2 separate regions of the Homo sapiens genome follow, and region 2 is linked to region 1. A link is an interaction called in ENCODE POLR2A ChIA-PET data of the cell type or tissue named here. Cell type or tissue: Caco-2. All regions are shown on one strand. Each heading gives the region's core, and the rest is flanking DNA. Links, peaks and the distances in the headings are about the cores only. Region 1 overlaps GAPVD1 (GTPase activating protein and VPS9 domains 1). Region 2 overlaps PPP6C (protein phosphatase 6 catalytic subunit).

Evidence for each region. ChIA-PET counts read pairs that join two places held together with the same protein. Peaks named below come from ENCODE experiments on the same cell type or tissue, not always from the same donor. Only the 100,000 strongest peaks of a DNase experiment are listed, where the experiment ranks them.
Region 2: POLR2A ChIA-PET joins it to region 1 with 6 read pairs; 6 of 35 experiments call an interaction of 5 or more read pairs at or near these places.

Annotation. Positions count from the first base shown.
Region 1 is chr9:125,334,994-125,340,374 of GRCh38, forward strand. It overlaps GAPVD1 (GTPase activating protein and VPS9 domains 1), which reads left to right. Exons shown (of 28, transcript NM_001282680.3): 16 at 2,025-2,102; 17 at 2,228-2,598. Among named protein-coding and RNA genes, the nearest start is that of GAPVD1, 76 kb to the left of the region's middle. In Caco-2, for the core only: no CTCF peak of the experiment used is centred there; a DNase peak (open chromatin) is centred at 2,478.
Region 2 is chr9:125,182,683-125,188,063 of GRCh38, forward strand. The region is part of intron 1 of PPP6C (protein phosphatase 6 catalytic subunit); the gene reads right to left. Among named protein-coding and RNA genes, the nearest start is that of PPP6C, 4.4 kb to the right of the region's middle. In Caco-2, for the core only: no CTCF peak of the experiment used is centred there; no DNase peak of the experiment used is centred there.

The DNA of each region.
Region 1 (5,381 bases), core at 282-5,281:
GAATTTAGCAGAGGACAAAAAGTTCATTGATTTGGTTTCAAATTCTACCTTGTAGCTATCCTTTAAAAAACTATACTTCTCAAGATGTGGTAGAGTATCAAAGAATAATATCCACAATTTTCTGAAAAGGCTACTAACATATTGTTCCTTTTCCAACTACATGTCCGTGTGAGGCCAGATTTTCTTTATATACTTCAGCCAAAACAACATTTTCAACACATTGAAGCAGAAGCAGACATGAGAATCCAGCTGTCTTCTAGTAAGCTGTACATTAAAAATACTTGCAAAAAATGTGTCATTCTCTTCATTTTTTATTTTGGAAAATAATAGTTATTTATTTATTTATTTTTAATGCTTTTTTGTGTTACCATTAAAATTTTTTCTTTTTTTTTTTAAAAATGGGGCTGGGCGCGGTGGCTCACGCCCATAATCCCAGCACTTTGGGAGGCCGAGGCAGGCGGATTACGAGGTCAGGAGATCGAGACCATCCTGGCCAACATGGTGAAACCCCATCTCTACTAAAAATACAAAAAATTAGCTGGGTGTGGTGGCGTGTGCCTGTAATGCCAGCTACTCGGGAGGCTGAGGCAGGAGAATCGCTTGAACCCAGGAGGTGGAGGTTGCAGTGAGCTGAGATCACACCACTGCACTCCACCCTGGTGACAGAGTGAGACTCTGTCTCAAAAAAGCAAAAAATGGACAGCCTCCCAAACCAGAGTAGGTTCAGAGAGACTCTTGTATTACCATTTAATGGGTATATTTAAATGAATTAATAAATATTTAAACTTCAGTTTTCTAATATAGAATATCAATAGATATAACCACCATAAACAAAAGCTATTAGGGTCAGTAATTTTTTAAGTTGTAAAGATATCTTGGCCAGGCATGGTAGCTCATGCCTGTAATCCCAGCACTTTGAGAGGCAGAGGCAGGAGGAGTGCTTGAGCCTAGGAGTTCAAGACCAGCCTGGGCAACATGGTGAGACCCTGTCTCTACAAAAAATAACATAAAAATTAGCTGGGTGTGGTGTGCTCACAGCTATTTGGGAGGCTAAGGCAGGAGGATCACTCGAGCCCAAGAGATTGAGGCTGCAGTGAGCTATGTTTGCACCACTGCACTCCAGCCAGGGTGACAGAGCAAGACTTTGTCTCCAAAAAAAAAAAAAAAAGCCTGAGACCAAAATTTGAGAACTGCTGTTTTAGTCCATCTTTTATAATGATCTAACTATAGAACAAAAGTAAAAATCAAAAGGCATAATAGTACTCTCATTCATTATCAAAAGATATAGCTTGAGACCAAAAAAAAAAAAAAACAAAAAACAAAAAATAGCTTCAGACTAAAAACATTTAGATTAATAATTTTTTTATGTTTGAAATTTCCATCCTCTGCATACTTATCTATTTTAAAGTTATTTGCTGAGAGCAGTGTTAGAACTTCAAGATTTACAGCCTTTTATTTGTACGCTGTCTGTACAGAGTATTGCCCCTATGTTTATAATTTATTTATTTTTTAATTTTTAGTTCTTGTAAATTTTTGTAGAGACCAGGTCTCACCATCTTGCCCAGACTGGTCTTGAACTCCTGGGCTCAAGCGGTCCTCCCTCCTTGGCCTCCCAAAGCACTGGGATTAAAGGCATGAGCCCCTACACCTGGCCTGCCCCCTATATTTTCAGGTGAGGGGAAGGCGAGGCTCAGGGAAGCTGTGACATTCTCAAAACATTGATGGTTTAGGTCTTCCGGCTTTGTTCTCTTTGCATGAACCATACTAGCATTTGGCCATTAGAAGTAACAGGCATGTAGATGCCAGACCACTTAAATGTAAAGAAAATCTGTGTATGAAGATACTCATAAAAACAGAAAATGAATTGGAAGTAATCATAATTTGATTTTTTTTTTCTGGTATGCCTCTCAAGTTCTAATGGATCAAAAAAGGAACCGTCAAAGAATACTTAAAACCCTTTAAACTGTGTTGAGACCGTCTGTCCTGCGTCCTGGCTTGGTCTCACAGTTTCCCTCCTGTTTTAGGTGCCCACCAGCTGACCTCTCCTCCTTCTCAGTCAGAGTCTCTGCTGGCCATGTTTGATCCACTGTCTTCACATGAAGGTAAACCAGTGAAATGAACTTTTTCACTTATGTCACAGACAGGAGGAGGAAACCAAATCCCCTTGTTAATGCCTTTGTTAGATATGTTGTGTCTCAGTTACAAAACTTTTTTTCCTGTGTTGCAGGGGCTTCTGCTGTGGTAAGGCCAAAGGTTCACTATGCTAGGCCATCGCATCCACCACCAGATCCCCCAATCCTGGAAGGAGCTGTGGGAGGAAATGAGGCCAGGTTGCCAAACTTTGGTTCCCATGTTTTAACTCCAGCTGAAATGGAGGCATTCAAGCAAAGGCATTCTTACCCTGAGAGACTAGTTCGAAGCAGGAGCTCTGATATAGTATCTTCTGTCCGGAGACCCATGAGTGACCCCAGCTGGAACCGGCGTCCAGGAAATGAAGAGCGAGAACTCCCTCCAGCTGCAGCCATTGGTGCTACTTCTTTGGTGGCTGCACCTCATTCATCATCTTCATCCCCGAGTAAGGACTCCTCAAGAGGAGAGGTATGGGACATAGGCCGTGAAAAAGAATTATGTTCTGCCTGCCTAGTTCTCTTGATATCTGAAATTAACATGGAATATATAAATCTAGGATTACAGATAGAGAGTAGTCATGATTAAAGATGATTTGTCAATCTATGGGCCCACAACCATAACCGCAGGAAACCTGTACAACTTTGGTTTTGTAGTGATACTATCTTGCATTTTTATGACACTTTTAGTTTCTCTAAGCAATTTTGTATCTGATTTTATTTAAACCTTACAATATCTTTCTGAGATGTTAGATGAGTTGTTTTTTGTTTTTTGAGATGGAGTCACACTCTGTTGCCCAGGCTAGAGTACAGTGGTGCAATCTTGGCTTACTGCTACCTCCGCCTCCCAGGTTCAAGCGATTCCTCTGCCTCAGCCTCCTGAGTAGGTGGGACTACAGGCATGCGCCACCACACCCGGCTAATTTTTTGCATTTTATTAGAGACGGGGTTTCACCATGTTGGCCAGGATGGTTTTGATCTCCTGACCTTGTGATCCGCCTGCCTTGGCCTCCCAGAGTTGCTGGGATTACAGGCATGAGCCACCGCACCTGGCCCCATGAGTATTTTTTATTTTAAACAATTTTAAAGTTACAAACAAGTTGGAAGTACAATAAAAGAACACTCCCTCCCCATTTGTGAGCAAGTTGCCAACCTGATGCTCCAGTACCCCTAAACACTTCAGTGTAAGTTTCCTACAAACAAGCAGATTCTCCTACACCTCATGGTACAGCCATCAGCTTCAGCAGATGAACATTGATACATTACTACCAGTTACTTATCACACCCCATTCATGTGTCCCAGTTGTCCCTGTAACATTTTTTATAGTAAAAAGGTTCTATTCAGAATCACAGACTGCTTTTAGTTGTCATGCCTTTTTAGTCTCCTTCAGTCTAGAACAGTTCCTCAGTTTTTTCTTGACTCATATGACCTGGACGCTCTTGAAATTTACAGGCCATTTGTTTTCTCGAATGTTCCTCAGGTTAGGTTGTTTGATGTTTTCTTGTGATTAGACTGAGGTTATTCATCTTTGGCAGGAATATCACTGAAATGACACTTTTTTTCATTGCACTTTGTCAGGTAGCACAGTTTTAATTTGTCCCATTTCTACAGTGTTCATTTGGATAATTTGAGGAAATGTTGTCTTCCAGGCTTTGCCACTGTAAAGTTACTCTTTTACCTTTATAATTAATAAGTATTTAGGGGGAGAGGGTACTTTAAAAATATGTAACTATCTGTTCTCCATCAAATTTTTAACTTACCTACTTATTATATCTGTGGTCTCATGGTTTTCTGTCTTTTAAAAAAATTTGTGTGTGTGTGTGTGTGTGTGTGTGTGTATATATATTTTTTGTTGTTGTTGTGGTTTGTTTGTTTGTTTTAGATAGGGTCTTGTTTTATCACCCATGCTGGAGTGCAGTGGTGCCAACACTGCTCATTGCAGCCTTAACCTCCCAGGCTCAGGCAATCCTCCCGCTTTGGCCTCCCAAGTAGTTGGGAGTATAGGCATGCACCACATGCCTGGCTAATTTTTTCGTTTGTTTGTTTTTGTAGAGATGGGGACTCACTGTGTTGCCCAGGTGCTTATCTTGAACTCTTGGGCTCAAACAGTCCTCCCACCCCAGCCTCCCAAGTGTTGGGATTACAGGCGTGAGCCACCCACAGTGCCTGGCCCAGTTTTCTGTCTTGGTTAGGGTTTGTCACTATTACTTATTTTGAAGCCCAGTTGTCCCTAATTGGGCCAATGAGAGCCCCTTCAGGCTGGCTCCTGAGTTCTTTTGATGCACTGCTACTATTCTTTGAGCATATCTTTACTTTCTGGCAAAAGATGTTATAGGCGGATACTGTACTTTGTCCTAGTTAGCTCTTTCTCGAAGTACCCTTATTTCTTTTAATGAAAAATGCTTTTTTGGAAATTGAGATCTGGATACAGTGTTTATTTGCTGTAGGAGTGTTGCTGCTCCCAGGACTACTCAGTGAATAGAGCTAGGGAGTGTGTGTGTTACACACACATTTACCTGTATATTTCATTTATCTACCTTTCTCCATAAATAAGACCATGAACTTACACTGACACATTCAATTCTAGTCCAAACACAACAGAGTTTGTTTCGTCTTTCTTCCTTTCCAAATTTGTAACTCATTTCTCCAACAGTGAGAAATCTACTTTCACTATTCTTCATGGGCATATTTATTCCATCAGTTCTCCTGTATGTATTCAATTTCTCATCCCCACTGTTAAGTTAACTCTTCCCTGGCACAGATGCCCTCATCTCTCTGCTAGGGTTCTGATAATTCTTTATCCCAGGTATGTAGATGAAAATGGAAATTAAGTGATTTGTCCATGGTCACATGATAGGCTATTAAAGGAATTACAGTCCCTGTCCTTTGGCCTGTTTTTTGTTTGTTTGTTTGTTTTTGAGATGGAGTCTCACTCTGTCGCCCAGGCTGGAGTGCAGTGGTGCGATCTCGGGTCACCGCAACCTCCACCTCCCGGGTTCAAGTGATTCTCCTGCCTCAGCCTCCCAAGTTGCTGGGATTATAGGCGAGCACCACCACGCCCGGCCAATTTTTGTATTTTTAGTAGAGATGAGGTTTCACCTTGTTGGCCGGGCTGTTCTTGAGCTCCTGACTTCAGGTGATCCACCCACCTCGGCCTTCCAAAGTGCTGGGATTACAGGCGTGAGCCACTGCATCCAGCTTCTTTGTCATGTGTTAATGATAACTTAATATAATTGGTGATCAAAACATGAACT
Region 2 (5,381 bases), core at 144-5,143, 150 kb before region 1:
AATTATTCATTGCAGGGGACTGCTTGCTGTCTTGTGGATGTTTAGCAAAATCTCCGACATCTACGCCTACTAGATACCCATAGTAACTTCCCACCCCTCCCCTGACCCAGCTGTGACAACCAAAAATGTCTCCAGACACTGCCAAAAATTCTTTGGGGGGCAAAATTGCCCCCAGTTGAGAACGACTGGTCTAGATCTTTCTCCTGCGTTTAATACTATTAGAACAGTGTTTAGAGCACATTTGGCAATCAACAAGTAGTTGTTATCTAAGTAACATAAGTATCCAAGAGTAATTCTGGACACCTCTATCTCAATGTCTTAGCTTGGCAGCATCTCAAACTCAATATGGCCCAAACCAAACTTCCCGTATTCCTTAATCTAGTTATAGTACTAAGTAATCCTTGCCAGAAACTAAAAAATTATGCTAAACTCTCTTCATCATAACCTAGACCAAATCTGTTAACAGGTGCCACTATACCTTCTTCATTTCCTTTCCAACACAACAATCACTTATCATTGCCTTATCTCAGACTCTCATATCACCGGGCCTACTGCTTCTATGACATTTTTCCTGCATTCCAATCCATGGTCCACAATGCTGCCAGAATAAACATTTCAAAAGCCTACTGTCATTCTCCTTCTTAAAAACTCCTCAAGCGTATTCCTCCATTTATGGCAGTGTTTCCCAAACACCAAATACCATTTTCATTATTTTGTCATATTCCTACCACATACAACAGTGTATCCCTGTAATAATTTTCTTTGAATCTACTTTTATTTTTAGTTAGCTACATTTTAAACAGTATCACGAATCACAGTATGATTTTTCCCTAAAATATAAAAACATTTCATAGTGTTCATGCACCACCTAAAAAATAACAATCTAAGTTTAACAGCCTACTCTTCTATGATTTGGCATCTTTCTTTCCAGTACCACCTCCAGCCATACCAAACCACTTCAAGTTCCCCGAACCAGCCATGTTCTTGCAAATTACATTATACTATTGCACATGGTGTTTATTCTGTTTGCATGTTCTTTCCTTCTCATTTTGTCTACCTGAACTCTGCCCCTCGTAACTGCTCCTTTATGAAATCATCTCTGACTCTAAAGTTACATACTGCTTCTTCTGTTTGCCAACACCCTGGTCAGCCTCTATTACAGTCTTTGTTTACCTCCTTACCTCCCTTACTATATTGAAAGCCCCTCAAAGGCAGACACAAGTATCCAATTCTGCCCCTGGCACCCACAGGGAACAGTACTCAACACAAGGAACCATGTAAATAAGTGTTTGTTGGCTGGGCACAGTGGCTCACACCTATAATCTCAGCATTTTGGGAGGCCAAGGCAGGAGAATCACCTGAAGCATTTGGGACCAGCCTGGACAGCATAGCAAGACGCTATCCCTTAAAAAAATTTTTTTTTTGCCAGGCGCGGTGGCTAACGCCTATAATCCCTGCACTTTGGGAGGCCAAGGCGGGTGGATCACGAGGTCAGGAGATTGAGACCATCCTGGCAAACACAGTGAAACCCCATCTTTACCAAAAATACCAAAAAACTAGCCAGGCATGGTGGCATGCATCTGTAGTCCCAGCTACTTGGGAGGCTGAGGCAGGAGAATTGTTTGAACCCAGGAGGCAGAGGTTGCAGTGAGCCGAGATCGCGCCATTACACTCCAGCCTGGTGACAGAGTGAGACTCCATCTCAAAAATAAAAATAATAATTAATCAGCTGGGCACACTATTGCACACCTGTACTCCCAGCTACTTTTGAGGCTGAGGCAGAAGGATCAATTGAGCCCAGGAGTTTGAGGTTGCAGCAAGCTACAACTGCACCACTGCACTCCACCCTGGGCAGCAGACTGAGACCCTACCTCAAAGAAAAAAAAAAAAAGAAGAAGAAGAAACAAGTATTTGTCATAAAGCAGTAAACAGTTTGAGTCAATAAACCTTTACTGATTATCACATACAGGGCAGTGTTCTAAAATTGTGGAAAACACAAATAAGGAATGGCCAAACACAGTGGCTCACATCTGTAATCCCAACACTTTGGGAGGCCGAGGTGGGCGGATCACCTGAGGCCAGAAGTTCGAGACCAGCCTGGCCAACATGGTGAAACCCCATCTCTACCAAAAAATATATATATACAAAAATTAGCTGGGTGTGGTAGTGCGCACCTGTAATCCCAGCTGAGGCAGAACTGCTTGAACCCAGGAGGTGGAGACTGCAGTGAGCTGAGATGGTACCACTGTACTCCAGCCTGGGCAATAGAGTTAGATTCAGTCTCAAAAAAAAAAAAAAAAAAAAAACCTCAGGTAAACATGTCACCCTTAAGAACTGTCCAAGAGATTAGACAACCTCCAAGTTATAGAACCCCTGCTCCCCAAAAATATTAATACTTAAATATAAGTATTCAGTAAACCTGCCTTTATCATTAATTCTTCCATTTAGCCAGGTATGGAATCTGTATCTTTTATTAATCTCTCTGAAATCTTTCTTGTGGATAAAATCACATGAGCTCTTTATAAGAAAGGTTACACTGTGGTCCATTTACTTTCACATATGTCATTTTTTTTTTTTTTTGAGACAGGGTCTCGCTCTGTTGGCCAGGCTGGAGTGCAGTGGCATGATCTCGGCTCACTGCAACCTCCATCTCCCAGGCTCAAGCAATTCTCCTGCCTCAGCCTCCCGGCCCACATATGTCATTCTTATTCCTTCAAAACTGTTATGTATGCCAGGCATGGTGGCTCACGCCTGTAATCCCAGCACTTTGGGAGGCTGAGAAGGGTGGATCACCTGAGGTCAGGAGTTTGAGACCAGCCTGGCCAACATGGTGAAACCCCATCTCTACTAAAAATACAAAAATTAGCCAGGAGTGGTGGTGGGTGCCTGTAATCCCAGCTACTCAGGAGGCTGAGGCAGGAGAATCGCTTGAATCCGGGAGGCGGAGGTTGCAGTGAGCTGAGAACGTGCACCTGCACTCTAGCCTGGGCAACAGAGCAAGACTCCGTCTCAAAAAAACAAACTAACAGGCCAGGCTCACACCTATAATCCCAGCACTTTGGGAGGCCGAGGTGGGTGCATCATCTGAGGTGAGGAGTTCGAGACCAGCCTGAACAACATGGGGAAACCTGGTCTCTACTAAAAATACAAAATTAACTGGGCGTGGTGGCACATGCCTGTAATCACAGCTACTCAGGAAGGCTGAGGCAGGAGAATCGCTTGAACCCGGGAGGCAGAGGTTGCAGTGAGCCAAGCTCACGCCATTGCACTCCACCCTGAGCAACAAGAGCGAACAAACAAACAAAAACAGTTATGTAGATTTGATCCAGTACTAGTGATGTGACCATTTCCAACTTAGCGAAACAGAAATTGTGATTAAATCTGGAACATCGTATGCATTTAGTATTTTATCTTCTAATCAATTTAAAACACAAGTAAATTTCTGTCTTCTTTTCTACAGAACAAATCTTTTCCATCTTGCTCATTAAGTGGCCTCAATGATTACTTTTCTTAATAGAATGTTTTATTTTGCCTTTACAGCCTCAGAAAAAGTACTCCTGGCATACTTTCTTGGCCTAATTTTAGGTTGCACTTCATGCCAAGAAACAGAAAAAAATTAAATTTCTTTAAATACACCAGAGATGAGCAACACAACAAATTAATCTGATAAAAGCATTTCCAAGACAGAAAAAAAAGTCTCTACCTATAAAGAAAAATTCAGAATACTTTTGTCTTGGTTGCCCAAAACATATATTTTTAAGTTTATTAAGAAATGGATACAGGCCAAGTATAGTGGCTCATGCCTGTTATCCCAGCATTTTGGGAAGCCAAGGTGGGAGGATCGCTTGAGCCCAGGAGTTCAAGACTGGCCTGGGTAACATAGCAAGACCCTGTCTCTACCAAAAAAATAAATAAAAATTAGCTGGTCATGGGGGCATGTGCCTGTGGTCCCAGCTTCTCAGGAGGCTAAGGTGGGAGGACTGCCTGAGCCCAGGAGGTCGAGGCTGCAATGAGCCATGATTGTGCCACCACACTACAGCATGGGTGAGAGTGAGACCATGTCCCCGCTCCCCCACCAAAAAAAAGATTAAAAATTTTTTTAAGAAAAAAAAAGAAACAAATACAAGTCAAGTACAATGCAGCTATGTTTCAACAAGAAATAAAATGGTCTAAAAATTGTACTTCCTTAAGGTAAGAAGGAAATCTAATGTTTATCAAACTAAGAGGTACAAAGAAGTCCAACAGATTTTTCTTTCTTTTTTTTTTTTTTTTTTTTTTTGGTGAGACGGAGTCTCCCTCTGTCACCCAGGCTGGACTGCAGTGGCGCAATCTTGGCTCACTGCAACCTCCGCCTCCCTGGTTCAAGCGATTCTCCTGCCTCAGCCTCCCAAGTAGCTGGGATTCCAAGCACCTGCCACCACCTCCAGTTTATTTTTGTATTTTTAGTACAGACGGGGTTTCACCATGTTGGCCAGGCTGGTCTCGAGCTCCTGACCTCAAGTGATCCACCTGCCTCAGCCACCCAAAGTGCTGGGATTACAGGCGTGAGCCACTGCACCTGGCCAGATTATCTTTCAAATCATTTCAGTGCCCAATTTCCTTTTCTTTTTTTTTGAGACAGAGTCTTGCTCTGTCTCCCAGGCTGGAGTACAGTGGTGTGATCCCGGCTCACTGCAAGCAATTCTCCCGGGTTCAAGCCATTCTCCCTGCCTCAGCCTCCCAAGTAAGTAAACTGGGATTACAGGCACCTACCACCATGCTCGGCTAATTTCTGTGTTTTTAGTAGAGAGGGGGTTTCACCAAGTCGGTCAGTCTGGTCTCAAACTCCTGATCTCAAATGATCTGCCCACCTCAGCCTCCCCAAGTACTGAGATTACGCCACTGTGCCCTAGACACATTTTCATAAAAAGCAACATTTTATTCATCATAAACACAAAGTTCAAAAAAGCTTTATGCATGATAAATAAGAAGAAAAAATTCCATGTCAATTCACTGACATGCAATAGTCAACCTCACCTATGGGATTAATAATGCTACTAAGAGGTCTGGTTAGTTTTCCATGAATTGGGTCCCAATGCTAGTTGTATTCTTATTCCCTTAAAAAAACCACATAGCAGAAAGAAGCCACAAAAGGAATGTCTGAAGGACTCAGATGAGCACAAATGCTACATTACTACTAACGAAGGCTGTCCTTATTTGAAATTATTCTATTAAAAACGGGAAAATGCACAAGAATGACTCCCCTATCATATGCCACATAAAATTAACAGGTAAGTACAATTCAGTCACATTCACAACAGCACGTGTGGCCTCAAATATTATGCATACTTGTTGACTGATGTTAAGTATCAACTTACTGTACAAAGAAGAAATAAAACAAA